2 separate regions of the Homo sapiens genome follow, and region 1 is linked to region 2. A link is a loop called in an ENCODE intact Hi-C map of the cell type or tissue named here. Cell type or tissue: IMR-90. All regions are shown on one strand. Each heading gives the region's core, and the rest is flanking DNA. Links, peaks and the distances in the headings are about the cores only.

What was found. Hi-C counts contacts between places; a loop is a spot of excess contacts. Peaks named below come from ENCODE experiments on the same cell type or tissue, not always from the same donor. Only the 100,000 strongest peaks of a DNase experiment are listed, where the experiment ranks them.
Region 1: it touches region 2 in a loop (2.3-fold over the local background); 17 of 110 quality-filtered maps call a loop at or near these places.

Annotation. Positions count from the first base shown.
Region 1 is chr5:71,460,500-71,477,229 of GRCh38, reverse strand. It overlaps BDP1 (BDP1 general transcription factor IIIB subunit), which reads right to left. Exons shown (of 39, transcript NM_018429.3): 3 at 15,304-15,413; 4 at 13,113-13,172; 5 at 11,009-11,134; 6 at 9,743-9,876; 7 at 6,741-6,835. It also overlaps the pseudogene LOC100419852. Among named protein-coding and RNA genes, the nearest start is that of BDP1, 13 kb to the right of the region's middle. In IMR-90, for the core only: no CTCF peak of the experiment used is centred there; DNase peaks (open chromatin) are centred at 5,869 and 7,719.
Region 2 is chr5:71,507,180-71,523,909 of GRCh38, reverse strand. BDP1 (BDP1 general transcription factor IIIB subunit) reads right to left here. Exons shown (of 39, transcript NM_018429.3): 17 at 12,759-14,445; 18 at 11,482-11,669; 19 at 10,503-10,725; 20 at 8,788-8,966; 21 at 7,639-7,849; 22 at 6,458-6,588; 23 at 1,420-1,621; 24 at 961-1,154. Among named protein-coding and RNA genes, the nearest start is that of BDP1, 60 kb to the right of the region's middle. In IMR-90, for the core only: no CTCF peak of the experiment used is centred there; no DNase peak of the experiment used is centred there.

The DNA.
Region 1 (16,730 bases), core at 3,462-11,461, 44 kb after region 2:
GCTATGGTTGCACCGCTGCACTCCAGCCCGAGCAACAAAGACCCTGTCTCGAAAGAAAAAAAAAGAAAAGGAAAGGAAAAAGAGGCTGGGCTCGGTGGCTCATGCCTATAATCCCCGCACTTTGGGAGGCTGAGGTAGGCAGACCACTTGAAGTAAGGAAGTTTGAGACGAGCCTGGCCAACATAGCAAAACCCCATCTCTACTTAAAAAAAAAAAAAGGTGGGGGGGCCGGGCACGATGGCTCACGCCTGTAATTCCCAGCACTTTGGGAGGCCGAGGTGGGCAGATCACGAGGTCAAGAGATCAAGACCATCCTGGCTAACAGGGTGAAACCCCGTCTCTACTAAAAATACGAAAAATTAGCCAGGCGTGGTGGCGGGCGCCTGTAGTCCCAGCTACTCGGAAGGCTGAGGCAGGAGAATGGTGTGAACCCGGGAGGCGGAGCTTGCAGTGAGCCTAGACCGCGCCACTGCACTCCAGCCTGGGTGACAGAGCGAGACTCCATCTCAAAAAAAAGAAAATTAGCTGGGCGTGGTGGCACGCGCCTGTAATTCCAAGCTACTCAGGAGGCTGAAGCAGGAGAAGGGCTTGAACCTGGAAAGCAGAGGATGCAGTGAACTGAGATCGTGCCACTGCACTCCAGCCTGGATGACAGAGCGAGACTCTGTCTAAAAAAAAAGGGAAAAAAAAGTCAAAGCTGGCCATGTTATTTGGGGCTATGGAAAAAACAAACAAATAAAAGGCTGAGATTTTCAGGAGCTTCGTGGTTGGTGAATGCAACCACGTGCTGGGAGGTCAGTGCACCCCAACTCCTCCAGCAGAAGTGCCTGCATTCAAGACCCTTCCAGACCGTACTCTATGAATCTCTTCATCTGTATCCCTTATAATATCCTTTATAATAAACCAATAAACAGCTGGTTCAGTGTGCTGAACTTTGCTAGCAGCTGAGAAAGGAAGCTAGAAAGAGGCAAGCTCCTGATGCAAAGGTTGGCGTGCAGCATAATTTAGGCCTTAGAGAAGCTGGGGTTTTAACACTTCACAAGATGTGTTTTCTCAAAGCTGCCAGTTCTTTTAGAACTCATCAAATTAGGCTGCTCCAACCAGCTTTACAGGGAATGGATTTAAGGCAAATCTTGTGTTTAAAGAGATTTAGAGGAAGCCTGAAGAGGAAAGTGGACAGATTGTGAAGAAAATCCGTGGTATTTTTGCCTTTAAGGTGAAGAATGAATGGCCTAGGGGGTAAAGAAGCCACCTAGTGGTGGAGGTAAAGAACACAAAGGATCAGTGCTTTCTAACTCTAACTCAGATGAGAAAGCTGACCACACAATCACAAAGACTGACTAGGATTTACTGGCTTTAGTGATTGAAGTGGTAAAATGAATCCTCAGTTCTCCTTCTTTCAAGGCAAAGGGAAAATCACTGGCAATATGAAGTTACAAAGTTTTCAGCTTCAGCCGAGCAAAGGTAAGCTGCGAGGAACTCCCTTTGGCTACTTTTGAAAATCAAGATATCTCATCTCACAGATAGGAATTCATACAATTTCATTGTCAGAATTTAGGCTGAAACTACACATTGAAAAATAACATGAGATAGATTTGTTTTAAAAGGTGTGACCAATCCTGGTTTTCCTAACCTCTGGGTGAATACAGCCTGATAATGAACTACTGCTTTGCTGAACTGGAAACAACTGTGCATTACAAAGTTAATACGTTATTTATGGCCTGGAGTAAAACTGAGTTTCAGAATAAAATTAGGAACAGCAAAATACAAAAAAAGTACATAAACAAAAGCTCCCATTTTGCTTATGAAGTGCACTGAAGGGCCAGGCACAGTGGCTCATGCCTGTAATCCCAACACTTTGGGAGGGCAAGGCAAGAGGATCACTTGAGTCAAGGAGTTCGAAACCAACCTGGGCAACACAGTGAGACTTAGTCTCTACAAAAAAATTTTTTTAATTAGCTGGGCATAGTGGCATGTGCCTGTAGTCCCAGCTACCTAGGAAGCCGAGGTGGGAGGATCATTTGAGCCCAGCAGGTAAGAGGCTGCAGTGAGCCAGGACAGAGGCTGCAGTGAGCCGTAATCATGCCCATGTACTCCACACTGTGTAACAGAGCGAGGCTCTGTCTCAAAAAAAAAATTAAAATAAAGTACATTTAAGGATTATTCTGCTGAAGATGTAATTTAAGAGTTCCCTGGATGAACTAGAGAAGAAAAAGACTACCAATAGCTGGCAAGTAATTAGTGTTATGCATTTAATAACCTTAATCAGTAATAATTAATAATTCTTAAAATTTTATACTGGGGGCCAGGCATGGTGGCTCACGCCTGTAATCCCAGCACTTTGGGAGGCCAAGGAGGGTGGATCATATATTTTTTTTTTTTTCAGACAGAGTCTTGCTCTGTTGCCTACGCTGGAGTGCAGTGATGCAATTTCGGTTCACTGCAACCTCTCCCTCCCGGGTTCAAGCAATTCTCTTGCCTTAGCCTCCCGAGTAGCTAGGACTACAAGTGCCTGCCACCACACCTGGCTAATTTTTGTATTTTAATAGGATCGGGGTTTCATCATGTTGGCCAGGCTGGTCTTGGACTCCACACCTCAAGTGACCCACCCCCCTCAGCCTCCTAAAGTGCTAGGATTACAGGCGTGAGTCACCACGCCTGGCCAACCTCAGGAGTCAGAGACCCACCTGAGCAACCTGATGAAAACTCATCTGTACAAAAAAATACAAAAATTAGCTGGGCATAGTGGTGTTAGTGGTGTGCACCTATAGTCCCAACTTCTTGGGAGGCTAAGGCAGGGGATTGCTTGAGCCTGGGAGGTGGAGTTTGCAGTCAGCCAAGATCATGCCATTGCACTCCAGCCTGGACAACAGAGCAAGACTGTCTCAAAAAAAAAAAAAATCAAAATTTGTGGGACACAGCTCTAGTGATGCTTAAAAGGAAATGTACAGGCCAGGCACGGTGGCTCATGCCTGTAATCTTAGCACTTTGGGAGGCTGAGGCAGGAGGATCACGAGGTCAGGAGATCGAGACCACCCTGGCTAACATGGTGAAACCCCATCTCTACTAAAAATACAAAAAAATTAGCTGGGCATGGTGGTGGGCGCCTGTAGTCCCAGCTACTCGGGAGGCTGAGGCAGGAGAATGGCATGAACCCGGGAGGCGGAGCTTGCAGTGAGCCGAGATCCGCCACTGCACTCCAGCCTGGGCGACAGAGCAAGACTCTGTGTCAAAAAAAACGAAATGTATAGCTTTAAATGTCTACTTTAAAAAAGAAGGCTTTAAAATCAGTGCTCTAAGTTTTCATCTTAAGAAGCTAGAAAAGGGAATTGAACAATGAGAACACATGGACACAGGAAGGGGAACATCACACACCGGGGCCTGTTGTGGGGTGGGGGGAGGGCGGAGGGATAGCATTAGGAGATATACCTAATGTTAAATGACGAGTCAATGGGTGCAGCACACCAACATGGCACATGTACATATATGTAACAAATCTGCACGTTGTGCACATGTACCCTAAAACTTAAAGTATAATAAATAAATAAAGAAGCTAGAAAAACAAACACAAAGTAAATGGAAGGAAGTGCTAAACAGTAACAAAAAAAAATCAATAAAAACACACCAACAATTGGAAACCTAAAACTTACATTAAGAAGCCAGGCGCAGTGGCTCACGCCCATAATTCCAGCACTTTGGGAGGCCGAGGCAGGCGGATCACAAGGTCAGGAGATAGGATCATCCTGGCTAACACAGTGAAACTCCGTCTCAACTAAAAATACAAAAAATTAGCTGGGCGTGGTGGCGGGTGCCTGTAGTCCCAGCTACTCGGGAGGCTGAGGCAGGAGAAGGGCATGAACCCAGGAGGCGGAGCTTGCAGTGAGCCCAGATGTCACCACTGCACTCCAGCCTGGGCTACAGAACAAGACTCCATCTCAAAAAAAAAAAAAAAAAAAAAAAAAAAAAATTACATTAAGAAAAGTTGGTTCATTAAAAAGATGTTTAGATTAATAAACACTTAGCAAGATGAATTAAGAAAAAAAGAGGCTAGGACAAGTGGCTCACACCTGTCATTCCAGAACTTTGGGAGGCCAAAGCAGGCAGATCACTTGGGCACAGGAGTCCCAGACCAGCCTGAGCAACATGGCAAAAGCCAGTCTCTACAAAAAAATACGAAAAATTAGCCGGGCATTGTGGCACGTGCCCGTAGTCCCAACTACTCAGGAGGCTGAGGTGGGAGGATCACTCAAGCCCAGGAGGTGAGCCATGATAGCACCACTGCACTCCAGCTTGGGTGACAGAGTGAGACCCTGTCTCCAAAAAAAAAAAAAAAAAAAAAAAGAGAGAGAGAGAAAATACAAATTATCAATGAAAGAGTATATTTATAAAATAAACTCTTCCTCCAAAGAAAACTACAGGATCATATAGTTTCACAGGTAAATTCTATCAAATATTAAAGACAGAATAATACTGATCTTCAACAAATTATTTCAGAAAATAGAAGAGGGAACACTTTTCAGCTCAATTTCTGTAACCAGTATAAGCCTCATATCAAAATAGGACAGACTTTGTAAAAGAAAATTACAAATCAGTATCCCTTATGAACAAAGTAGCAAAAAAATCCTCAAGAAAATGTAGCAAAATAGAGCAACACAGAAAAAGAATACACTATGACCAAATGGAAGTTATACAGGAATACATTAGTCCAATATTTGAAAATCAAGGTAATGTAATTCAGTAGCTTTAAATACAGTCTATTCTCATTTTTGAGATGGAGTCTCACTCCCATTGCACAGACTGGAGTGCAGTGGTACAATCTCAGCTCACTGCAACCTCCACCTCCCGGGTTCAGGCGATTCTCCTTCCTCAGCCTCCCGAGTAGCTGGGATTACAGGCATGCGCCACCACGTCCGGCTAATTTTTGTATTTTTAGTAGAGACGGGGTTTCACCATGTTGGCCTGGCTGGTCTTGAACTCCTGACCTCAGGTGATCCACCTGCCTTGGCCTCCCAAAGTGCTGGGATTACAGGCGTGAGCCACCATGCCCAGCCTACTCTCACTTTTCTACACTTTACCCAACGACCTGCTAGAGCCATAGTAACCTTTCAGGAAAAGAATATACATGATTTTTGAGACAAATAGCCCAGTGACAAATTTATAATTAATTACACAGATCAGCAGAGCACTCCAATTCCAGAAAATCAATTTCTAGCCTTCACAGAATTTTAACATTTTGTTCTTTTATCAAAGATCAACATTAGAAAATGAACATGAAGAATATAAAGTTCCTCATCTCTTGCAGAAATAACAAGACTATTTCATTACACTGTACAATGCCCCTTATGTAATGTCCCCAGACAATCCATGCCTAATTTAGTTCTAGTGGAAAAAACATACCTTCCTAATGGTTCCTTTTATTAATGTAATGAACATGATAGGGATGAGAAATGAAGTAAAAAGCCCATGGTTGAGTAAAGATCTCACTATCAATTGAGAATGCATTATGGCAACATAGTGTGATGACACTCAAATGCACTTAAACCCAGAAAACTTGTATAAAGTTTCTCAAGCAAAGAAACTAAAAAACAGAGAAAGCTCATCCTCTTGGGCATATAATAGCTGTAACTGACATCACTGTTGTTATTAGTGCCACTGGTTGTCCCAAAGTTAAGGGGGCCTAGGAAAGCAACGGATCAGAAAATGAGAACTGTGTAAACTCAGATTTCTTCTCTTTAAGCTTTCCTAGGAAATTCTGAAATACATTTTGCATTGAAAAAGCTACCCTCAACCGGGCATGATGGCTCACGCCTGTAATTCCAGCACTTGGTGGGAGGCCAAGGTGGGTGAATCACCAGAGGTCAAGAGTTCAAGACCAGGCTGACGAACATGGTAAAACCCCCTCTCTACGAAAAATAAAAAATTAGCTGGGCGTGGTGGTGTGCGCCTGTAATCCTAGCTACTAGGGAGGCTGAGGCAGGAGAATCACTTGAATTTAGGAGGCAGAGGTTGCAGTGAGCCGATATCGCACCACTGCACTCCAGCCTGGGCAACAGAGCGAGACTCCATCTCAAAAAAAAAAAAAAAAAAAAAAGCTACCCTTAACCAAAGTACTCTGGTACATTTATCTTCTCTTTTCATTATGTAACTCTTCTTATATCTTAGTTGCAGTGCATTTTTATTGGTACTGCCTCAAATTCATTTTAGAAATGAAGAAGATATAAGAAAATATGAAACTAACATAAAGAAGATTATACCCATATCAGAACTGATAAATATTACTTTTCAATAAAGAGGGATAAATGTAACAAAACCATCATAACAGTTTAAAAAAAAAAAAAGGGCTGGGCACGGTGGCTCTAGCCTGTAATTCTAACACTTTGGGAGGCCAAGATGGGGGGATTAACCTGAGCTCAAGAGTTCGACAGCAGCCTGGGCAACATGGTAAAACCCCGTCTCTACTAAAACAGTAAAAAAATCAGCCGGGCGTGGTGGCAGGTGCCTGTAATACCAGCTATGTGACATGCTGAGGCATGAGAATTGCTTGAACCCGGAGGCAGAGGTTGCAGTGAGCCGAGACTGTGCCACTGCACTCCAGCCTGGGCAACAAAGTGAAACTCTGTCTCAATGAAAAAAAAAAAAAAGATGAACTAAGATTTAAACCAAAGGTAAGCGAATAATACTACTAACATTTGTAATGTTTGGTCTCTTTCCAATCAACAAATGTGATGGGTTTACTTTACCTTAATTTCTATCCTTGCTCTGTGAGGAAAAAGTTGTCCGATCATAGAAAAGTCAGTTCCTACCATGCTGATGGCTAAAAAAAACATATCTGTTTCTGTGAAAATAAAAGATTTAGAATGATTGAAAATTAATTATATCAATATTTCAGAGAAAAGAAATCTTACAGAATTTGACAGTACTTAATTTTACTAGAAAGATCCCCATGCAATACCTAAAAACACCTTATTATAAATAAAAACTTTTCAGTATAAGAAATCGTAGGCTGGGCATGGTGGCTCACACCTATAATCCCAGAACTTTGGGAGGCCAAGGCAGGCAGATCATTTGAGGACAAGAGTTAGAGACCAGGGCCGGTCGCGGTGGTTCACGCCTGTAATCCCAGCACTTTGGGAGGCTGAGGCGGGTGGGTCACCTAAGGTCAGGAGTTTGAGACCAGCCTGACCAACATGGAGAAACCCCGTCTCTACTAAAAATACAAAATTAGCTGGGCATGGTGGCACATGCCTGTAATCCCAGCTATGTGGGAGGCTGAGGCAGGAGAATCGCTTGAACCCGGGAAGCGGAGGTTGCAGTGAGCCGAGATCGTGCCATTGCACTCCAACCTGGGCAACAAAAGTGAAATTCCATCTCAAAAAAAAAAAAAAAAGAGTTTGAGACCAGCCGGGCCAACATGGTGAAACCCTGTCTCTGCTAAAAATAAAAAAAAAATGAGCTGGGCGTGGTGGCGTGCACCTGTAATCCCAGCTACTGGGGAGGCTGAGGCAGAAGAATAGCTTGAACCCGGGAGGCGGAGGTTACAGTGAGCTGAGATGGCGCCACTGCACTCCAGCCTGGGCGAAAGAGCGAGACTCCACCTCAAAAAAAAAGAAAAAGAAATCATACAAAAGCATCTGGAATTTTTTTTTTAAAACATTCATTCTGCCTAGCTGATCTTATTCAAAGTGCTCTGAAGAAAGCTATGAGTCATACTCAGGATAGGGTTACACTACATAGGCAACTAAGATGTGCTAAGTAGTATATAAAGAAAGTAGCTAGAAAAATACACAAGAGGCCACGCACGGTGGCTCACGCTTGTAAATACCAGCACTTTGGGAGGCCGAGGCGGGCAGATCACTTGAGGTCAGGAGTTCCAGACCATCCTGGCCAACATGGTGAAACCCCGTCTCTACTAAAAACACAAAAATTAGCTGGGCATGGTGACATATGCCTGTAATCCCAGCTACTCGGGAGACTGAGGAAGGAGAATCACCTGAACCTAGGAGGTGGCGGCTGCAGTGAGCCAAGATCGCACCACTGCACTCCAGCCTGGGTGACAGAGTGAGACTCGGTCTCAAAAAAAGAAACTACTAACAGAAGTTACACTTCAGGAGAATAGGAATAGGGAAGTGAAAGAAGGGAAGTATAGAATCTTTTTACTCTATATCCTGCTGTTTGAATTTTTCCTCAAAACTACTGTTTTTAAAATAAAAACAATAAGCACCAACATGCAACAGATTTTTAACAGCATATTTATCTATAGAAGCTTTATTATACAATATTATCTGAGGTAGAACATTATTCGCATTAGAAATATTGTATTGTTGGCTGGGCACAGTGGCTCACGCGTGTAATCCCAGCACTTTGGGAGGCTGAGGCAGGCGGATCACCTGAGGTCAGGAGTTCGAGACCAGCCTGGCCAACATGGTGAAACCCCATCTCTACCAAAAACACAAAAATTAGCTGGGCATGGTGGCAGGCGCCTGTAATCCCAGCTGCTCGGGAGGCTGAGGCAGGAGAATCGCTTGAACCCAGGAAGCAGAGGTTGCAGTGAGCCGAGATCGCGCCACCGCACTCCAGCCTAGGCGACAAGAGCGAAACTCCATCTCAAAAAAAAAAAAAAAAGGAAATATTGTATTGTTAATTTTTATTTAAATGGTATTTACTGTAGAGATTTGACAGAGAGGAACATTCCAGCCAAAACGACTATAAAGGTAATTCTTAAAAAATATTTCTTTCAGCAGAACAGTGACTGAAAGAAATTAAAAAAAAAAAAAAATTTCTGGGCTGGGCACAACGACTCACGCCTATAATCTCAACACTTCGGGAGGCAAAGGATCGCTTGAGCCTAGGCATTGGAGACCAGCCTGGGCAACATACTGAGACCTTATTTCTTCAAAAAATCCAAAACACAGGCCAGGTGCGGTGGCTCATGCCTGTAATCCCAGCACTTTGGGAGGCCAAGGTGAGCAGACCACCTGAGGTCAGGAGTTTGAGAGCAGCCTGGCCAACATGATAAAACCCCATCTCTACTAAAAATACAAAAATTAGCTGGGGGTGGTGGCAGATGCCTGTAATCCCAGCTACTTGGGAAGCTGAGGCAGGAGAATCGCTTGAACCCAGGAGGCAGAGGTTGCAGTGAGCCGAGATCGTGCCATTGTACTTCAGCCTGGGCAACAAGAGGGAAACTCCGTCTCAAAAAATAAAAAAATTTTTTTCAAAAAATTAGCTGGGTTTGGTGGCACACGCCTGTAGTGCCAGCTACTCTGGGAGGCTGAGGCAGGAAGATCACATGAGCCCAAGAGTTCAAGGCTGCAGTAAGCTAAGATAGTTTCACTGCACTCCAGCCTCGGCAATCAATCAAGACCCTATCTCTACTTTCTAATTTTTTTTCTTAATTTTTTTGTAGAGATGAGGTCTTGCTTTGTTGCCCAAGTTGGTCTCAAACTCCTGGCCTCAAGTGATCCTCCTGCCTCAACCTCCCAAAGTGCAGGGATTACAGGTGTAAGCCACTGCACCTGGCTGAGACCCAGTTGCTATAAAAAATAAAATTTTTTTGAAGATTTGTAAGACAAAGTCAGAGATACCATTCCATGGAGGGCATAAGATAGAGGTGTCAATAAAATTAGCTGGAATAAAATGGTAGTTTGCATTTTATGTACTTAGGGGAGAACTGATTTAATTCAGAAACAGTCAATTCATTTCAAATAGAGAACTTACACATTTTTAAATGAAAATTAGTTACCTTTATTTGACCATGGTTTAGAGTAATAGTTTTTCCTAAAGCTGGAGTATGTAGTTGTAGAACCGCGCTCAAATATGGGGTCATTTTCTTCAACAACACAAGGGCCTTTTGTTCTTAAAACTTCTACAGTTAAACTGAAATAAACACATTTTTAAATAGATGTATACTAAAAACAAGGAAACAAATAGCAAATGAGATGTAAATAGTTATATTTTGAGGTTTAGCATGGCAATCATATCAAAGGCATAATAATACCTATGTGAAATATGGGTATTTTCCAAGCATCTGCTAAGTTTTACCTACAATGTGATTCCAAGAGGGTAGAAAGAAATGTCAACTCATTTTCAAAATCCATAACAGCAATATAATATTTACAAAACATCTTTGGGCTACGTATTATAAAACGGTATTTGTATTATTGACTTGCACATGTCTTTGATATTCAATATGTATTACTGTGCTGGACTCCATGGAAATTTTGAAAAACACAAGCACTTTATATTTTACATTCCTGCAGAGAAAGCAGTTAAATATGCTCTAACTATTTAATGACCAGTAAAATCATCATCACAAACTAATGGAAAATAGCACACAAAAACAACTATTATTAGCAGTATTACATTTATGTTTAATTATAGAATGTGAATGCTATAAAATTATTTTTCACTGGCTAAACTTTCAAAGACCTTCCATTGCTTTATTTATTTACTTACTAATTTATCATCTTTTAAAAAAAAACCCTTAAGACAACTAAATTCCACAATGCCCAATGTGCAAAATTTAATGTTATAACTGAGAAATTAAACCAAAAGATGAATTATACCTCACCATAACAAAAATCATAAAATATGTTAAACCTACATTTCATTGTATATCCATTAGTTATCACCACACACCAGGATATGCTCTTAATAATATGAGAACTTGAATATTGACTTCAAGACTGTGTCAATCTTAGAAATTTATCCTCAGTGGAAGACAGCATATGATTAGTTCAACAGCCTGACTCAATGACCAGTAAAGATAATAAAACAATGGTGTTAGGTTAATAGATGATAGGGCATCTTCTCATACAAAATAGTTATAAAAATTACTAAAATTTACAAATTAATCTAACCCACTTTTCTATTTACAATATTCATTATGCAAATAAGAACGTCAAGGTCTAAGTGACAAAGGCCAATACAGAAAGAGGACCTCTTTCACTAGACAAAGCATGTTTGTTCTCATGTAACCACAATCTCACTTTTTCTCTTTTCTAAATACCTTTCTTCATCCAAAATAATGGAACCATCTTCTGCCACTTTTACTCGAGGAACCAGTAATGGCCCATCATCTGTCTCTTCTTCCATTTCATTATCTTCAGCATTAGGAGTACTCTTACCTTCTTGCCTACCACATATAAAGATAAGTTAATTCACAAAGGCATGAAAAGTGTGCCTAAATAGTATAAAACTTAAAATAAATGATTACAAACTCAACCTTCTAGCTATTTCCAACTTTCCCTATAATCCAAATGAAAACAGTATGTGTTATTAAGGACGCAATTAGAGGATTTTCTCAAGTTTTATCTCGAGACATTTAGTAAGAAGTCTTATTTTTTTTTTTAGATGGAGTTTCGCCCTGTCACCCAGGCTGGAGTGCAGTGGCATGATCTCGACTTACTGCAACCTCCGCCTCCTGGGTTCACACCATTCTACTGCCTCAGCCTCCCCAGTAGCTGGGATTACAGGCGCGCACCTCCACACCTAGCTAATTTTTGTATTTTTAGTAGAGACGGGTTTTCACGATGTTGGCCAGGCTGGTCTCAAACTCCTGACCTCGTGATCCACCCGCCTCAGCCTCCCAAAGTGCCGGGATTACAGGCGTGAGCCACCGTGCCTGGCCCAAGCAGTCTTTACTCTCTTTTAAAATAAAGAGAAACAGACAGGACATGGTGGTTCAGGCCTGTAATCCTAGCAATTTCAGAGGCCAAGGCAGGAAAATCACTCGAGGCCAGGAGTTGAGATCAGCCTGGGCAACATAGCAAGACCTTACCACTACAAAAAAAATTTAAAAATTAGCCCAGCATGGTGATGCGTGCCTATAGTCCCAGCTACTCAGGAGACTGAGGCAGGAGTATCTCTTGAGGCCAAGAGTTTAATCACACCACTGCACCCCAGCCTAGGTGACAGTGCAAGACCCTATCTGTAAAAATAATAATAATAATAATAATGCTTATAGTTATATAGCATTAGTTTCTAGATTATTTGATTAACTTTTCAGTACAATCCTTCAGGGTTAGTATTTTCATGCTCATTTGAGCCTTAAGGAAAATGGCCAAATGCAGCAGCTCATGCCTGTAATCCTAGTACTTTTGGAGGCTGAGGCGAGAGGATTACTTGAGCTTAGAAGTTCAAGACCACCAGCCTGGGCGACATAGTGAAACCTTATCTCTATGAAAAAAAACTCTTCAAAAACTAAAAACTTTAGGCTGGGCATGGTGGCTTACACCTGTAATCCCAGCACTTTGGGAGGCCGAGGCGGGCCGATCACGAGGTCAAGAGATGGAGACCATCCTGACCAACGTGGTAAAACCCCGTCTCTACTAAAAATACAAAAATTAGCTGGGCATGGTGGCGCACACCCGTAGTCCCAGCTGCTCGGGAGGCTGAGGCAGCAGAATCGCTTGAACCCGGGAGGCAGAGGCTGCAGTGAGCCGAGATCGCACCACTGCACTCCCGCCTGGTGACAGAGCAAGACTCCATCTCAAAAAAAAAAAAAAAAAAAAAACTAAAAAATTTAGCCAACCGTGGTGGCACACACCTGTACTCCCAGCTACTCAGGAGGCTGAGGCAGGAGGATCACGAGCCCAGGAGGTCAAGGCTGCAGTGAGCTATGTTCACACCACTGCACTCCAGCCTAGGTGACACAGCAACATCCTGTCTCAAAAATTAAATTAAAATTTTAAAATTACAAAAACAATAGCCCAACCAAATGTAATTTTTTTTTAAGAGACAAAGTCTTGCTCTGTCACCCAGGCTGGAATGCAGTGGCGTGATCATAGTTCACTACAGCCTTGAACATGTGGGCTCGAGCGATCCTCCCACCTCAGCCTCCTGAATAACTAGGACTACATGTACACACCACCATGCACAGCTTATTTTTACATTTTTTGTAGAGACAAAATGTCACTATGATGCCCAGGCTGGTCTCAACTCCTGGCTTCTGGCAATCCTCCCATCTTGGCTTCGCAAAGTGCTGAGATTACAGGAGTGAACCACTGTGCCCAACCCCAATCAAATGTAATTCAACTATAACAGGAAGCACCATTTGATCTCATTTCTTAAAAAATGTAGGAATAGAATATATTCAAAAATAAAATACTTACTCTCTTGTCTGGACTGGAGTCGATGGCTTTTCAGTTTTCTTTTCTTGTTCCAGTGAAGAACTATTGAACATAAATAACAATATCTTTAATAAATTATTAATTTATATCTTCCCAATTCTATCTGTAGGCAAGAAGAAAATTATTCTAACTTCTAATTTTTAATGATATATCACAGCATTTCGTTAATGACAGTACAATCCAACAATCAACTTTTCAGTCAAAAGCTTGTCATCACATACAAATAATTTGTTAGGTCCTAAGTAAAGAATACTTTTTTTTTTTTTTTTTAATACAACAACAGGGTCTTGCTGTGTCAGACTGAAGTGCAGTGCTGTGATCTCAGCTCCATGTAACCTCTACTTCTTGAGCTCAAGCAATCCTCCCACCTCAGCCTCCCACGTAGCTGGGACTACAGGTGCATGCCACCACACCAGGCTAATTTTTGTCTTTTAATTTTTTGTAGAGACGAGGTCTCACCATATCGCCCAGGCTGGTCTCAAACTCCTGGGATCATGCAATCCTCCCACCTTAGCTTCCCAAAACACTGAGATTACAGGCATGAGCCACCACGCCCAACAGAGAATGTTCTTATCCTCTAACTTCTCAGTGAAAGGAGGCTCCCAATCCCAAGGCATGAAGCAGCTTACTTAGGTGACTTGTCTCCAACTCCTGGATGTTAAACAACTCAAAACCTAGGTTTCTGGCCCTTTCTTCAACAGGGCCAAAGACCTGGTGAATCTGAAAAAGGGCTATGCTGAGGAACTGTCCCAACTCCTACCTCTACCTGCTAAACCATCAACAATACAACAATGAGATTTATTATAAACCTGCCTCAGAAACCCCAGGCTAACTTTAATAAAGAAGCTTTGTTCTTGGAGGATTTATTAATCACACTACTACTGTCTTTATTAGAAGGCAGGGCATAAAACTTGGATCACTCCTTTAGATCAGTTTATAGTATGTTAAAAATAGAAATTCCAATCCTTTCAAACATTTTTTTTTTAAATGAGACAGAGTCTCGCTGTCTCCCAGGCTGGAGTGCAGTGGTGCAATCTTGGCTCACTGCTGCCTTGAACTCCCAGGCTCAAGTGATCCTCCCACCTCAGCCTCCTGTGCGCCACAATGCCCAGGTAATTTTTGTATTTTTTGTAGAGATGGGGTCTCACTACATTGCCCAGGCTGGTCTCAAACTCCTGGGCTCAAGCAATTCTCTCGCCTTGGCCTCCTAAAATGCTGTGATTACAGGGATGAGCCACCTCGCCTGGCCAAAATTGCAATCTTGATTACAGAAAAGTGGCTTAGTTGGTTTCACTATGCCTTGGTAACTAATATAACAAAGAAAAAACATTTTTTTTTTTGAGACAGGATCTCGCTCTGTCACCCTGAGTGCACCCAGAATGCAGTGGCATGAACATGGTTCACTGCAGCCTCAAATGCCAGGGTTCAAGCAGTCCTCCTGCCTCAGCCTCCCAAATAGCTGGAACTACAGGCACATGCCACCATGCCTGGCTAATTTTTGTACTTTTTGTAGAGACAGGGTTTCACCATGTTGCCCGGGCTGGTCTCAAACTCCTGGACTCAGGCGGCCCACACACCTTGGTCTCCTAAAGTGCTGGGATTACAGGCATGAGCCACTGTGCCCAGCCAGGAAATTTATTTTTAATCTCAGAAATAAAGGGCATAATCTACCATCCCCAGAAAGCAGTTACTTGAAATACTGCTACTTTTTGTTATGAAATTCTATTTAAAAGGACATATGTGTTCCAAATTTTGTCAACATGTTTTTGGAAAACTAAAAAATTTACTATAAAAGTGCTATTTATATAACTACATACCCAAATAAAGTAAAACAGAAGGCCAGGTGCAGTGGCTCACGCCTGTAATCTCAGCACTTTGGAAAGCCGAAGCGGGTGGATCACCCGAGGTAAGGAGTTTAAAACCAGGCAAGCCAACATGGCGAAACCCAGTCTCTACTAAAAATACAAAAATTAGCCGGGTGTGGTGGCGAGCATCTGTAATCCCAGCTACCCGCGAATCTGAGGCAGGAGAATCGCTTGAACCTGGGAGGCAGAGGTTGCAGTGAGCCAAGATTGCACCACTGCACTCCAGCCCGGGTGACAGAGCGAGACTCCACCTCCAAAAAAAAAAAAAAAAAAAAAGAGATAGTAAAGCAGAAATAAATTTTACTTACGTCATTGGATTATTATCTGGTAGATAATATATGAAGTCTCTCATAGTCATTTTTGAACGATCTGGTGGCCTCTGACTTTCATTTATAGCATATTTGTTTTTCCATTGTTTCTGTATACATAAACACACAGATCCACTTTTATAAATATTAAAGAATTTCAGATGTACTATATGCAAATATACAGTCCACTGTTGCGTTCACTGTAAGTGCTTTAATATTATTCTCACCCCAATTATGTAATTTTGTAGATGGAATATTAAAAAGTTGTAGCACATTACCCTCAATAGCTTTTAGTTTTTATTTATCTACTTTTGAGATGGGGTTTTGCTCTGTCATCCAGGCTAAAGTGCAGTGGCGCAATCATAGCTCACTGCAGCCTTGAACTCCTGAGCTCAAGCAGTCCTCCCACCTCAGCCTCCCAAGTAGCTGGGACTACAGATGCTTGCCTAACACCTGGCTAATTTTGTGGGGTTTTTTTTTTTTTGGTAGAGATGGAGTCTCCCTACGTTGCCAAGGCTGCTCTCAAATTCCTGGGCTCAAGTGATCCTCCTGCCTCACACTCCTAAAGCACTGGAGTGAACCACACACCCAGGCAGTATTTAGATTTTAACAATTAAAGTGACTAGGACTAGATAAAAGCTCAATGTGGCCAGGCACAGTGGCTTATTTCTCTAATCCCAGCACTTTGGGAGGCTGAGGCAGGAGGATCGCTTGAGCTCAGGAGTTACCAGCCTGGGCAACATAAATGAGACCCTATCTCTACAAAAAAATACAAAAAAATTAGCTGGATGTGGTGGCATATGCCTATAGCCACAGCTACTTGGGAGGCTGAGGTGGGAGGATCACTTGAGCCTGGGAGGTTGAGGCTGCAGTGAACTGCAATTATACTAGCGCACTCCATCCTGGGTGACAGTGAGACCTTGTCTCAAAACTAAATAAATAACCAAAGAATAAAACTAATAAAGCTCAATGTATAAAATGCTTACTGATGCCTTCTAACTAAACATCTTAATAGCTCACTGAGAATTTATGCTTACACAGCTTTTTTTTTACCCTGTAGTGACTTGAAATTCTGTGTATTTTGTAAAATTCTTGAAGCAAATGTTTAATCTTTAATTCCCCAAAATAAATTAAATAAGCAAATAAGCAGTTTCTGTAAAATACAGAACTTTTTTTTAATCCCCCCACCCCCAATTCCCAACCCATAAAACATTTTTAGAGGCTTTGATCTGTCGCCCAGGCTGGAATGCAGTAGCACAATTTCAGCTCACTGCAACCTCCGCCTTCCAGGTTCAAGCAATTGTTGTGAGGCTTACATTTTAGAAGACATAAATTGAAAGCTTGTTTTCTCCTGTGTGAAACAGTGATATCTACTTCACATAGTTGATATAATTACATAAGATAACAGATATAAAGCACCAAGCAAA
Region 2 (16,730 bases), core at 5,819-13,818:
TCATATGCATGCAAGGATAATTTTAATGAAAACCAAACTTTTAGAGTGAAATTCCAGTTCCAGTCATTAAAATGAAAATTCCCACCACCCATTCTTTTAAAATCTTATGCTGTGAAAATAAAAAAGGAATTAACTACTAGTTTCTCACTCAGAGTTAATTCTTAGTTATCTACCTACAAATTTTTCATAGTAAGTTTTTAATTCTGGACCATTCTTTCCTGTAATATGAAAGTGAAGATAAAATAAACACAAAACTGAAAATTATTAGAAGAAAAAGGGATAAAAGACACAGAACCGGCTGGGCGCAGTAGCTCACGCCTCTACTCCCAGCACTTTGGGAGGACGAGGCAGGCAGATCACTTGAGGTCAGGAGTTCAAGACCAGCCTGGCCAACATGGTGAAACCTGATCTCCACTAAAAATACAAAAATTAGCTGGGCACGGTGGTGCACGCCTGTAATCCCAGCTACTCGGGAGGATGAGGCAGGAGAATCACTTGTACCTGGGAGGTGGAGGTTGCAGTGAGCCGAGTCACGCAATTGTACTCCAGCCTGCGCGAGAAGAGTGAAACTGTCTCAAAAACAAAAAAAGACACAGGACCAATAAATACAGAATATGAGATCAAATGTGGTATTAGTTTATCCTACTGGGTAAACAGATAGGTTAAAAGAAAAAGGAGGCAGCAGAAATCCACTAGAGCAGTGCTGGTTTCTAGAACTTAAGTTTCTTTCCATTTTCTTTGAAAACTATAGAAGTAGGGTATTCTTTATTTGTGTTTGTGACTCCATTTGAATGAGCACCTTAATTACTTAGCTAATACATACATACTCCTCTTTGGTCAAGTTTCTACCCATGTCTAATGGACTCAACACCCAAAAATTTTGTTCTACCAGTAAGTTAAGGTAAAAGTTAAGTGATTTTTATTTCTTATTGTGAAACATTTTGTTAAATAAAATGTTACCTTGTTAGTTTATTGAGATATTGCTCTTCAACAACTGAAGATGGTGAATTATCTCCTACAGTTTCCTCTCCAACCCTTCTTGATGGTCCAACTTCTTCTAATTCCGCATCTATTTTTGCCAAAGCAGACTCTTTGGAACCTACACAATCTTTTCTTGCTGAAACCTCCAGAGATGTCAGAAGCTCAGCTTTTTCCTTAAATTTAAGAAGAAATTAGCTAGTATTACTACAGAAACAATCTCTATGTTAATTTGGTTTGGTAGTTTGGCCTAAACCTCTAAGTTTACACATATCTACAAGCAGTTGGTTGCTCATCTTTTACAACACTAGAAAGTCACTTTTCATGAAAATGGTTACAGTACAGAAGTCAAAACTGTATTTTACTCATGCTCTTCATGATCTTGACAAAACAGACCTCATTGAGAAAAAAAATTTTTTTTTTTTTTTTGCCCAAACTTACTTTTAGAAGGAGCTGGGTGTTGGAAGCTCCTTTCTGCAGCAAATGATCTTCTGGCTTGCCTTCCTTGCTCTGATCTGTTGTGACTTTTTCTAAAACTGGTTCCTCTTTCTTACTGTGTGCTCTTCCCAAATTTGGCTTAGCCTTTTGGAATTTCCTTCTTGTCATTTGTGCTGAACTAGGAACATACGGTTTATTTTCATGTCTAGAATGAAGTATGAATCATGTTGAAGAACAAAAATCAGAATTTCTTGTTGATATAACAGCTGTTACATCAAACAATTTTGGATACAAATCAATTCTATGTTCAAAGGACTATATATAAATTGGCAATAAAATCAAGCATGTAAAATGAAACCACACATTGCTGATATGAAAAGAACTTATAAAGCATTTATAGCTTCCATTTTCTATAGAGCCTGAAAAAGTTTTACAATAATATTAATCTTTTTAAACTTTCATTTATTCATTCTATTATATGATTTCATGCTACTTTAATTTTCAGAGAAATCACAGGATACCAAAAAAAAAAAGGCAAGTAGCTGAAGATGGATTTCATAATGGCACTTTAAACACATGCCTTCAACTGGGCCCCCAAAGCATGAACAAATATATGACAGTTATAACCAACTCGATACTTCTAGTTCTAAAGTAGACTTGAAGGGTAGAGTCTATTCTCCTAACAGATGCCTGAACTCTCACTAAAAAGGGTTTACTGACAACCAATGTCATAAGGTTCTCAATATAATCCGTCTGTATCTGCCAAATAACAAAAAGACGTTTTAGCATTCAAGAGAGTAGCCAGAGCTCCCAAGGTAACCTGAATAGCTATCTAATGGTTTCCTGGACAATATTTTAGCAACTGGCAAAGATCTGAATTAGGAAGCTTAAAAACTAATAGAGACCAGGCACGGTGGCTCACGCCTGTAATCCCAGCACTTTGGGACGCCGAGGTGGGCGGATCACCTGAGGTCGGGAGTTTGAGACCAGCCTAACCAACATGGAAAAACCCCATCTCTACCAAAAATAAAAAATTAGCTGGGCATGGTCGTGCATGCCTGAAGTCCCAGCTACTCGGGAGGCTGAGGCAAGAGAATCACTTGAACCTGGGAGGTGGAGGTTACAGTGAGGCGAAGTTGCACCACTGCACTCCAGCCTGGGCAACAAGAGCAAAACTCTGTCTCCAAAAAAAAAAAAAAAAACTAATATAAACCTGAATATTTATAAAGAATAACTGGATATATAAGTACCTATCTTGAGTTCTCTGAAAGATCTGCATTAAAAACTAATCTTTTTTTTTTTTTTTGAGACGGAGTTTCGCTCTTGTCACCCAGGCTGGAGTGCAATGGTGCGATCTCGGCTCACTGTAACCTCCGCCTCCAGGTTCAAGCGATTCTCCTGCCTCAGTCTCTCAAGTAGCTGGGATTACAGGCATGCGCCACCACGGCTGGCTAATTTTGTATTTTTAGTAGAGATGGGGTTTCTCTATGTTGGTCAGGCTGGTCTCAAACTCCCGAACTCAGGTGATTCGCCCGCCTTGGTTTCCCAGAGCGCTGGGATTACAGGTGTGAGCCACCATGCCCGGCCTTCAATGCACCCTTTCAATGAAGCTTTCTCTGGTCACTGCTGATTAAAAAGTGAATCCCCAGTCACAACACTCCCTACTCAAAACTTTATTTTTCTCTACTGATTTATCACTTATTTATTCAACTTATTTCTCATTTATAATCTGTTTCTCAATTAGAATATAAACTCCACAGTGACAGCATTTTTTTCTTCATTTATTCCTACATCATCAGCACTTAGAACAATGCCTGGCACACAGCAGACACTAAAATGTTTGTGGAATAAATGAGTATATAAGGTTATTTTCAGTGGTAAAATTCTATAATTCTTTGAGATCAAAAAGGGATTATACATAGAAAATAATCCCATAATTAGTAATTAGGAGAAGTGAATGATGTAAACAAATTCATCTGTAATGTTTCCTAGACATTATCAGAGTTAAATTGCTCTGAGATCAATCATCAACCTAATCCAATATAGCATTTGTAATATAAGTCTAATGCATTTTAGTAAAAAACATTTCAATAAAATATCCAGTTTTAAAAACTGAAAAAATGGCTAAGGGAACCTAAAATTAATGTGAAGTAAAAATTGGCCTTAATCTTAAAATAAAAGCAATATGGAAAGACTTTTCAATGCATAGCACAGGGAACAATCAACAAAGTGAAGAGACAACCTACAGAATGGGAGAAAAAATTCCCAACTATCCATCTCACAAAAGTTAATAACCAGAATATATAAGGAACAAAAACAACTCAATAGCAAAAAAACAAATAATCTGATTAAAGAATAGGCAAAAGAGAACAGACAGTTCTCAAAAGACATACAAATGGCCAACAGGTGTCTGACAAAATGTTCAACATCATTAATCATCACGGAAACGCAAATCAAAACTGCACTGAGATATCCTACTGCCGTTAAAATGGCTACTGTTAAAAAGACAAAAAATTACAAATACTGGTCAGGATGTGGAGAAATGGGAAAACTCATAGGCTGTTCGTGGGAATATAAAGTAGGAATGCCATTATGGAAAAAAGTATGAAAGTTCCTCAAAAAACTAAAAATAGAACTACCATTTGATTGAGCCATCCTACTGCCAGGTGTATGTCCAAAAGAAAGGAAATCACTGTATCAAAGAGATATCTGAACTCTCATGTTTACTGCAGTGGTATTCACAATAGCCAACACATAATATCAACCTAAGTGTCCAGCAACAAATGAATAAAGAAAGTGAGAAAGTGTGGTATATATACACAATGGAATATTATTTAACCATAAAAAAGAATGAAATCCTGTCATTCACAGTGACATAGATGGAACTAGAGGTCATTATGTTAGGTGAAATAAGCCAGGCACAGAAAGACAAATATTGCTGGTTCTCACTCATATGTAGCAGCTTAAAAAGTGGATCTCATGGAGGTAGGGATTAGAATGGTGCTCACCAGAGGCTAGGAAGGCAAGAGGGAAGGGAGTAATGAGAAGCTGGTTAGTGTGTATAAAAATACAGTTAGATAGAAGGAATAAGTTCTGGTATTCAGTAGTACAGTAGGAAAAATTATAGTTAACAATCATTTATTGTATTATTTCAAAATAGCTAGAAAATTATGTTGCCAATATAAAGATAAAAGTATGAAGTGATGGATATCCCAGTTACTCTGATCTGGTAATTATATATTGTGTATAATGTATCAAAATATCACATGTAGTCCAAAAATATGTATAACTATTATATATCAAAAAAAAATTTAAGGCTTTTTAAGACAAAAAGCAGGGGGAGGGGCTGTAATATTGAAAACAAAAGTAATCCAGGTTGGGCGCAGTGGCTCATGCCTGTAATCCCAGCACTTTGGGAGGCTGAGGTGGGTGGATCACCTGAGGTCAGGAGTTCGAGACCAGGTTGGCCAACATGGTGAAACCCCATCTCTACTAAAAATACAAAAATTAGTAGGGTGTGGTGGTGGGTGCCTGCAATCCCAACTACTCGGGAGGCTGAAGCACAAGAATCACTTGAATCCAGGAGGCGAAGGTTGCAATGAGCCACGATCAAGCCACTGCACTCTGAGACTCTGTCTCCAAAAAAAAAAAAAAAAAAGTAATCCATACTAAAATAAAAACTTCACATTAGAAACTCGTCTAAATGAAAGCAAACTGCTTCAAGCATCTAAAATTAACAGAGGTCGGGCACGGTGGCTCACCATGTAATCCCAAGATTTTGGGAGGCCGAGATGGGCGGTTCACTTGAGCTCAGGAGTTCAGGACCAGCCTGGGCAACATGGTGAAACCCCATCTCTACAAAAAGATACAAAAATATTAGCCAGGCATGATGGTGTGCACCTGTGGTCCCAGCTACTCGAGAGGTTGAGGTGGGAGAATTGCTTGAGCCCAGGAAGTTGAGGCTGCAGTGAGCTGTGACTGCGCCACTGCACTCCATCCTGGGCGACACAGTGAGACACCTTGTCTCAAAAAGTAAATATAATAAAAAGAAAATATAAATCAATAGCACCTGTTTTGACAGATGACCTAACATGCCCAAATTCTAGCTTCACCTAACTAGAGAGGGTTAAAAAAGGATACAATAACATCTCCTCTGCATTTCCCAGAAAGCCAAAGTCACTCTACCTAATTAAAGGAAGCTGAAATATTTAAAGTATATTCATAAGTGCTGAAAACATCCTGGAGGAAAATTAATAAATACTTCACTAAAACATGTTCTAGTTACTAAGACAGTAAGTTAGATGGACCAAGAACTATATACAGAAAGGAAAGGCGTTTTTACTAAAGAAAAGAACACATCTTGCTTTAATAATAAGAAGGCAGATAGCAAGTAATAAATAAAAGTGGTAATGTTAAAACTTCTTCACCCTACTAGCTCATCTCAATTAAAAGATATCATTCTTACCATTTGGCTTCGATGTAGTTACCTCTAAATATAGTATACTGTTAAGTATACTTTATAGCACTACCTATTAATGAATTTTAGTCAGTAGGTTATAAACTTCTTTTCTTTTTTTTATTTGTTATTTTTATAGAGACGAGGTCTCACTATGTTGCCCAGGCTGGTCTTGAACTCCTGGACTCAAGCGATCCTCTCGTCTTGGCTTCCCAAAGTGCTGGGAGATTACAGGCGTGAACCACTGCGCCTGGCCTAAATTTCTAAAAAAGATACAGAGAACTTAAGAATCTTTGTCTACTATTAAAAATTTAGTTTTGGTACCAAAAAGTAGGATGCTTGTCAAACTTTTCAGAGAAATTACATATACTTAAGGGAATATCATATACTTAAGAGAATATCAGCCATGCAATTCATACAGTATTCGAGAAGCAGATTTAAAAGACTCTAGTATCACAAGTATTTATTACTTTATCCTTTTAACATTTTCAGGATGTGAAGTTATTAATATATAAAGTCAACTATGCAAAAATATAACTTTTATCTTTGAAAAGTCTTATTTTTTCTCATTAAAAGCAAACTCACCTGATTGTTTCATTTGTTTTGTTAACATGAAGGTTTTCTACAAGAACCACCTGACTTTGATTTTCATACATTCTGTGTTCTGGAACTGCGGACGATGGAACTTCAATTTCAGTTTCAATTTGAGAATTTGACTGAAAAGACAAAATCATATTAGTATGTTATTTTTATAGCAGAATATACCTCTTAAAATATTTCCACCATTAAGATATTTAGTTTTTTAAAATCCCTTTTCTTTTTTAAATTTTTATTTATGCATTTTGAGATAGTCTCATCATACTGCCCAGGCTAGTCTCAAAGTCCTAGGCTCAAACGATCCTCCTTCCTCAGCCTCCTGAGTAACTGGGATTACAGGCAGATACCACCATGGGTGGTTAATTCTTTAAAATTAGATTCAAACTGGATATGTAATGTTCACATTCTGTTGCCAAAAACAAGGATGCCTAGTTCAGAGAAAAGTTTCAAAGATTATTGCAGTAATATGTTTACATAATACTTTGAAAACTATAATAGTCACCTGCTATGAAATTAAAAATAAACAAAGTTTAATTTTTTTTTTTAAGAAAGAGCTTTTTGGTTCAAATAAAGATTATTTTAAATCTAGACTTTGCATTGTTTAACAGAAAAATAAGAACTACCTAAAATGAACATTTTTAGACATTACACTACTTAGACTTTTTCCCTAATACCAAAAGACCCATTAATAAGAGATTAAACTGTTACTCAAAACAGCATGTTATACAGCAAAAATGATGTAACTAACATATTTCTTGATCCAGAAAGCCACTTAACATAGTATTCAGTGAATAACAGAAAGTTATAGTACGTAATGACTTTATTGTTTAAATTTGCATAAGTGTGCACATAATGTGTGCATGGAAATAAATCCAGTAAGATATGTCAAAAGGTTTTCAGTGGTTATCTCAGAGTAAGATTTGCGGTATTTATATTATTTTGTCCTAATGGAACATTTTACGATGAATAGCTTCATTAATTAGAAAAGAAATAAATCTATTTTCACTTAAAAAAAAAATCCAGAAGAGCAAATCTGAAACAAAACTGGAAACTGTATTCATTGAGTAGAATAAGTGTCAGATGCCTGTATTTCTAAGCTATGTCTGAGCTATAACTTGACATTTTAAATGCATTAAAAGGCTAAATTTAATTACATAACAATAACTCACCACAGTTAAGACTTTCTTTTCAGTTTCATCTTTTGGTAATATCGTTCTTCCTTCCTTAATTATGCCTTTGGCTTCACCTTTGTCTACTATTTGCCTCTGTCCTGTCTTTCTTATATTTGGTCTCGGTCTCTGAAGTCGGCCCCTTACTTGTCGAGCAGTTTGGATAACACTTTCCTTCATTTCTTGCTGGAAAGTGTTTACATTATTAGTCCTAAACAAGGGGACAGGGAGAAAGGCAGGGCGCTTGACTGTAAAAAGCTGAAAACTAATGTAAAAATGTAAAATTTGGATCTCCTCTAATAAACACTCTAAAAAATACTTTGTACCATTAAAGGGAAATTGCTTTCTGATTATAAACATCTTATTTTACAAAAGAAAACAGTTATGTCAATTCTTAAAAGGTAATAAACTTATATAATATGCCTAAAGTAGCTAAATATACAGATAGAATGGTGGTTGCCAGGAGCTGGAAGAGGAGGAGAATGAGTTAGTATTTAATGGGTAGAGAGTTTCATTTTATGAAGATGAAAAAGAAAGTCTAGAGATGAATGGTGGTGGCAACGGGACAACAATGTGAATACACTTAATGCCACTGTATATTAAAAAATAGTTAAAATGGTAAATTTTATCTTATGTGTATACTAATTTTTAAAAGTTAATGAATATATATAGCTTATATACATATAAGCTGAGTAGCCCTATCCAAAATGCTTAGGACCAGAAATGTTTCAGATTTCAGATTTTTTTAGATTTGGAAATATTTGCATTATACTTATCAGTTGAGCATCCCTACTTTGAAAATCCAAAATGCTCCACTGAGCATTTCTTGAGCATCATGTCAGCTCTCAAAAAGTTTTAAATTGTGGCACATTTCAGAATTTTTTATTAGGGATGCTCAACTTGTAGTTTTTAAATGCATTGCTTTGTATACACTCTTACGCAGCTGACAATGCAGATAAGCAGGCAACCATTAGAAGGTGTTGAATTCAATCTGATATTATATTTTAGGCAGTCTGCTGTATCAATAAAATTAAACCAATATTCTTTATGTTCACTTTTTAAATGCATTAACATATCTCAATAAAAATTAGAAATATTTAAAAGAAGTATCTCTCTTATTTTATATTGTCAAAGAAAATCACTGTTTACCCCACAGAAACAACTGAGTCATTTTTCTGGACTGGTGCTGACTGAGACTCCTCTTTAGGTTCACAAGAATTTGAAGGTGAAAGGTTCCTTTCAGTCTGTGTACATGGCAATATCACAGCCTCCTCATTCCTGTGACCTAATGTGTCTTTTTCTCTTGATATCATTAGGGAAGCTTCATCCTAGAAGACAGAAAAAAAATTTCATTCACAGTTGCTAAAAGTATAAGGAAATAAGAACTTTACAAGTATAAACTGATATCATCTTCGTGAAGAATAATAGGGTAGTCTATACCAAAATTCTAAATTCCCAGCAATTCCACTTCTAGAAATGTATCTTATAAATACTCAACAAGTAGAAATATACACACAAAAATATTTATTGTAACAATTTAAGCACCACCTCCCTCACCGGAAAAGACAAACAAAAAAATCAGAAATAAAACAGATATATCATTAGGGGATGGAATAAATAAATTTTAATTTCTTTACAATGCAATAGTACCTAATCATTTAAAAGAAGATATATCTCTTTGTACTGATCTAAAAAGAAGCTCACAATACTGTAAGTGGAAAAATCAGAAAGCAAGAATTAATGTCATTTTGGAAAACAATAAAAATACCTTCCCATTTTATCATTTTATAACTGTAAGACGAAAAAGTGTAAGTGGATATATTCAAAATTGCTGTATGATTAACTTGGGGGAAAGGGACGTGACATTATAAAAGACTCTCACTTTTTAGAATACATATATTTTTCCAAATTAAAATTTCTATAATCAGAAAGTATAATACAAATGTAACTTATCTTTTATGAATATAAGCTTAGGAGAAATAGTACAAATGTTGATGCACAGTAAAGTACTGAGCTATTTTAAGACATCAAATAAGAATTTTAATTCTAAGAAGGACTTCCACTGAATGTGGAAAACATTCAGTTTATAATTATTCATTTCGTTTCAATGTTTTTTTGATGGTATGTCACACAATCTTAATCTGTTATGGACCAAGTTAATAAAGTAAATAAAATATCACCTTTAACTCAAATCAAGCTTTTAACTCTTCATTTCACCTTCACAAGAGAGTGAAATAAAAAACGATTATTCTCGCTGGGCGCCACGGCTCAGCGTAATCCCAGCACTTTGGGAGGCCAAAGCAGGCAGATCACGAGGTTAGGAGTTCGAGATCAGCCTGGCTAACATAGTGAAACCCCATCTCTACTAAAAATACAAAAAAAAAAATTAGCCGGACATGGCAGCACGCGCCTGTAGTCCCAGCATTCAGGAGGCTGAGGCAGGAGAATCGCTTGAACCTGGGAGGTGGAAGTTGCAGTGAGCCGAGATCGCGCCACTGCACTCCAGCCTGGGAACAGAGTGAGACTTCATCTCAAAAAAATAAAAATAAAAAAAATAAAAAACTATTATTGTCATTTTTTCTATGAAGAAAATTGTTTAATCAATGGTCACATAGCTGGAACTGGAACCAGAGCCCAGACCTGAACGCTTTCCCACAACACGTTTGCCCATTATCAGATATCTGAGATTCTTACACAAATTATGTGGAACAATGAGGCACATTAAGCATGGGAGCAATATCACATGCAGCAAAAATTACACAGAAATATTTGTAGAATTTTAATGCCAGGTGCTTTTAGTAGTCCTAATAACTTAAAAAAAAAAAAAAACACCCACACAGAACTTCCATCTCAAATACACTCACATGTTGAGAAGGGAGAGTATCAGTTTGTTCATTATTTTCTTGCATCACAATAGTCTCCATTTTCTTGGTTTCTGATTTCTTCTCATATATATATTTTTCTGATTCTGTAGTCTCTCTCTTCAAAGCTGCTCTTGCTAAGTTTGGTTTTGGTCTTTTGAATCGGCTCCTCACAAAAGGTGCTGGTTTAATTTCAAGTGGCTTCTGTTCTTGAGGAAGAGATTTGCTTTTGGAACAAGGATTATCAAGCTTTAGAATGAACTGAAGGGGCAGTGGAAACGGAGTCTCAGTACAACCTTAGAGACTGGCGGTAAACATTTAATTTTTTTTTTTTTTTTTTTTTTTTTGGAGACAGGGTCTTGTTCTATCCCCCAGGCTGGAGTGCAATGACACAATCATAGCTCACTGCAGCCTTGACCTCCGCGGGCTCAAGTGATCTTCCCATCTGAGCCTCCCAAGTAGCTGGGACTACAGGCATGTGCCACCACACCCAGCTAGTTTTTGTTTTTTTATTTTATAGAGATGGGGTTTCTACAGCGTGTTGCCCAGGCTGGTCTCAAACTCCTAGGCTCAAAGGATCCACCCACCTCAGCCTCCCAAATTGCTAGGATTACAGGTGTGAGCCACCATACTTGGCCTAATTCTAATTCTTAACAGGAAAACAAATCGAACTATCTGGCAGATCCTGAAAACCATGAGTGGTACAATCCAGGTATGAGCCTAGGAATTACACCATCTCTGCACAAAGAAAATATGAGTCTATCAAACCTGTATTGATTTAAGACTGTTACATACAATTTTGTATGTCAGTAACTTTCACAATTGACTGTCAGAGTGACCTCAATCCTCTCTCCCAGTCTTCCCAAAACTATCTTAAAAGCTCTAACACTATCCTGTATATGTTATATCTTGAAACCTCACTTAGTTTAACGTAATCTGCAACTATAACTTAATATCTTTTTCTTTAAAAACACACTTGTACCTTAAATTAATATCTGAAAACTGCTCTGGAACATCTGGAGATTGAATCCCCTGGACTTCTGTTTTATCAGATTCATGAGTCTGTGAAGAAATCTTGAAATGACTGAAGTGACTTGATACTTCTTTTTCAGAATTTCTTTTTTCTTCTACAGGTGTATGCATCATCGACAGTACTTCACTGCTAATGTTCTAGAGGAACAGTCATAGTAAATCAGCACAAATAAAAGAGTATTTAAACATCTTATATATTTAAAACAAAAGTCTACTAAATTCTAAACACTTTCCTTTAAAACTTTAGAAGTTTTTAATTTTTGAATAAAATTTAATTTCCAAATGTTAAAACTTGGAATTCAGGAAACCCTTTTATGTTGCATATTATTACTTTCCCAAACCACAAATGTCATTATCTATTTTTAAAAGTTAGAAAAAAAAAAAAGTCCTTGAAAATGTTAGAAGATCATGAACTTCAAAGTAACTTGAAAAAACAAAAAGAACTTTTAGAAGTGAAGTAAGTCAGGTGGGGCAAGAAACAAAAGCAGATACAGATGTGGCCAAAAGAAATAATGTGTGTTCACGCTAGGGTTAGTACAAATTCAGTCTAATTTCCTATTCTTCTTTTACCTAAAAGAGTAACTTCAAATGATATTAAGAACAGTGACATTTTTGAGATCTCAAACCTAAGCCAAAAGAAAAGTTTGATCCTTGCCCATCTGACTTAAAGAAAAAAAATAATAATAATAACAGTGACTTTTTCACAGTTGGAAATTATTTTTATTTCTTTTTGAGACAGGGTCTCACTCTGTCACCCAGGGTGGAGTACAATGGCACAATCACAGCTCACTGCAGCCTCAACCTCCAGGGTTCAAGTGATCCTCTCACCTCAGCCTCCCAAGTAGCTGGGACTACAGGCTTACACCTTGTTATTGTATTTTATTTTTTATTTATTTTATTTATTTTTATTTTATCTTATTTTTTGTAGAGACAAGGTCTCTCTATGTTGCCCAGGCTGGTCTCAAACTCCTGGGCTCAAGTAATCCTTCCACCTTGGCCTCCCAAAGTGTTGGGTTTAAAGGTGTGCCCAGCCTAAAGTTATCTTTTTAAAAAAGAACATACAGTTTCTTCAAGGCACTGAAACATAGAAACTTAGGGCTACAAAAGACTTTAGACTTTTAGAGATTTTTAAGTGTTGTTGGACTTAAGGACAAAATAATCATGGAATTATTTATTTCCTCTGAAAAAAGCATTCAAAAAACTTTTAAAGGACAGAAAAATACATACCTGAATATCTAGTGAAGGCACAGCACTGAAGTCATTGCTACCGCTCTGCATTAAATGTGTGTCAGTTTGTCTTGAGGTACTGGTCTCCTCTAGCTCGTTTTCCCTTGGAGAAATGTCTGTTTTTCCAGTTTGTTTCAATTCTGCCACCTTTTCCTCAGTAACACAGATCTCTTCAGATCCTCTCTCTCTAAAATTTTCTTTTCCAGTTTCTTTCAAATCTGCCTCCATTTCTTCAACAACAGCCATCTTTCCTGATACTTTCTCCATGATGGGAATGTCTCTTTTTCCAGTTTCTTTCAAATCAATCTCCTTTTCCCTTATAGCACTGAACTCTGCTAGCACCTTTTCCCTTTGGGAAATTTCTTCTCTAATTTCTTTCAAATCTGTCTCCATTTTACCTACAGGCTTGACCTCCTCTGGGCCATTTTCCTGTGGCGATATTTCTCTTTCAGTTTCTTCCAAATCTGTCTCTATTACCTCAGCAGCATCAATCACCTCTCGTGTCTTCTCCCTTGAGGAACCCTCTCTTCCAGTTGTTTTCAAGTCTGTCTCCATTTCATCTACAGGCTTGACCTCCTCTGGGCCATTTTCCTCTGGGGATATTTCTCTTCTTCCAGTTTCTTCCAGATCTTTGTCTATTTCCTCAGTGGCATCAATCACCTCTGGTGTCTTCTCCCTTGGGGAAATCTCCCTTCCGGTTGCTTTCAAATCTGTTTGCATTTCACCTAGAGGCTTAACCTCCTCTAGGCCATTTTCCTGTGGGGATATTTCTCTTTCAGTTTCTTCCAAATCTATCTCTATTTCCTCAATGGCATCAATCACCTCTGGTGTCTTCCCCCTTGGGAAACTGTCTCTTCCAGTTGCTTTCAAATCCGTCTCCATTTCACCTAGAGGCTTGACCTCCTCTAGTCCATTTTCCTGTGGGGATACTTCTCTTTCAGTTTCTTCCAAATCTATTTCCTCAGTAGCATCAATCACCTCTGGTGTCTTCTCCCTTGGAGAACTCTCTCTTCCAGTTGCGTTCAAATCTGTCTCCATTTCATCTACAGGCTTGACCTCCTCTGGGCCATTTTCCCTTGGGGATATTTTTCTTCTTCCAGTTTCTTCCAAATTTTTGTCTATTTCCTCAGTGGCATCAGTCACCTCTGGTGTCTTCTCCCTTGGGGAACTCTCATTTCCAGTTGCTTTCAAATCTGTCTCCACTTCACCTAGAGGCTTAACCTCCTCTGGGCCATTTTTCTGTGGGGATATTTCTCTTCTTCCAGCTTCTTCCAAATCTTTGTCTATTTCCTCAGTGGCATCAATCACCTCTGGCGTCTTCTCCCTTAGACAAATCTCTCTTCCCATTGCTTTCAGACCTGTCTCCATTTCTATGGTGTCATCAATCACATCTAGAATCTTCTCCCTGGGAGAAATGGCTCTTCTTCCAGTTTCTTTTAAATCTGACTGCATTTCTTTAGTATTAATCTCTGCTGGTACCATCTCCTTTGGTGAGGTGTCTAGTCTTACAGTTTCTCTCAATGCTGCCGCCATTTCCCCAGAGACAAGAATCTTCTCTAGTACCTCTTCCTTTGAGGAAATTTCTCTCCTTCCAGTTCCTCTTCCTATATTTGGCTTTGGTTTCTGAAATCGAGTCCTTAGAATTGGGACTTGGTTAAGTTTATTTGCCTTATTATTCTCTTGAACGCTATAAAAAAAAAAGGGGGCACACAATCAAGTTTTAAACCAGACTGCCTGCTGAAGAGATGATGTTTGAGAAATCACTACAGAAACACCAGAAACTCTCAAATTCAAAAAAATTAAGGAAGGCCTAGGAATCGCTGGGTAAAATTTAAAAATTAAAAGAAAAAAAATCCCACCTTTTGAAATCACAGCAATAAGTTTAAATATATATATATATCTAGTAAGGTCAATCAGTATAGAAGCTATTTGATCCTAACAGTGTCTTTCCAATTGTCATTCACACTACCATTTATAAATACTGACTGGGAAAGACTCTCCAGTTCTCTGCATTGGAGCTAGATTGATGTATGTCTGCTATTTCTACCTCTTCATCCCTTCTATCTTTTATACAGACAAATGGTTTGCCATAATAGACCTGACCACCTCAAATACCTGGATACAAGTATGACTTGACCAAGATTAAATCTTAGGACTACAAATGAGGTCTGCCCTCCTCACCTTTTAAAACCAATTTTATATGAGATTTCCTATACAGATAGTTCTCTAAAGGCTTGTTATTTCATAACATAAGTAAAGAATCAAAGGACAGACCAAATACACAATAATACTTTGCTGAATGCTACTGGGCACACAACCACTATCCAAAGCAAGCACCTTGCTCTCCAGAAAAGCAGCAGCACTTTTTGTTTTGCTTTCTGTTTATTATAATAGATGGTAAAATCAATAAACATATAAATGAATGAAAGGGCTTTTAAATGACTGGTTAGGAAAAGTTATTAATATTGGGCAAAAGCTAGATCAAATGAAACACTAGATTGTATTCGGCCATGTCGGACTGAACAGGTATATAACTATACATTCAACAGCTTAAAAAAAGACGTATTGAGCTGGGCATGATGCTTCATGCCTGTACTCCTAGCACTTCAGGAGGCTGAAGCAGATGGCTTGAGCCCATGAGTTTTTGGTAGAAATCCCATCTCTACAAAAAAAAAAAAAATTAGTCAAGTGAGGTGGCGTGCACCTGTAGTCCCAGCTATTCAGGAGGCTGAGGTGGGAGGATCACCTGAGCCCAGGAAGGATGAGGCTGCAGTAAGCCATGATCATGCCACTGCACTCCAGATTGGGCAAGAGAGCAAGATCCCATCTCAAAACAAACAAACAAAAAACAAAACAAATAAGCAAAAGATTTACTTAAAAGTATGCTAGGCTGGGCATGGTGGCTCAGCCTGTAATCCCAGCATTTTGGAAGGCTGAGACAGGTGGATCACTTAAGGTCAAGAGTTTGAGACCAGCCTGGCCAACATGATGAAACCCTGTCTCTACTCAAAATACAAAAATTAGCAGGGCGTGGTGGCACGCGCCTGTAATCTCAGCTACATGGGAGGCTAAAGCAGGAAAATAGCTGGAACCCAGGGGGCGGAGGTTGCAGTGAGCCAAGATCATGCCACTGCACTCCACCTGGGCAACAGAGTAAGACTCTGTCTCAAACAGAAACAAAAACAAAACAACAAAAGTATGCTATTGCTTGTTTCAACTTCTTTAGGTCCTATACTATCCTTCCTCACTGAAATAACTGTTTTCAATAATGCAATTTTTGATACTGTAAGACAGGTCCTTAGGAATAAGATTGCTTTTCAAATTGTACTTGTTTACATAACTGAAGTGTTTATATCCATCATTAACTTTAGCAATTGACAACGTTAAATGTAAAATTAACAGCAATCAATAAAGGAAATTTAATTTGATTAGTCCTGAATGGACCGCATTCCATTTTTTGATTTATGATACTTTTCATCTCCATCCAGAAACATCTAGCTTTTAGTGAGATTACTGTGCTAGCAATCTTGGTTTGGGTACCATGGGAAGAGATAAAATAAACTATCTTTATAAAGTCACATTTTGAAAACAGGCGTATTATTTAAACATATAAATGCTTGAAGCAAAGGCTTTATTAATAATTTCATTATTTCCATAACAGTTCAGATTGTAAGATACAGATATGCAATGTTATAATTATATTCTATGTGCTTAGATTTTTTAAACTGCCATTCCACCAAAGCAATAGATTGATTGTTTCTAAGTAACAAAAGAAGTACAGAATTAACTGAAGGGCAGTATCTGAGACTGGATATCAGATATAAAATTGAACTAGATTATTTCTCAACTTAAAATATACAGTGGATCTACGAACTTTCCTCAGATCACAAATTTGAGAAGAAAGGCAAAACAAGAGGATCATGAATGGAGAAAATAAGGTATGGAATGAGCACAAAACTATAAATGTGCTTT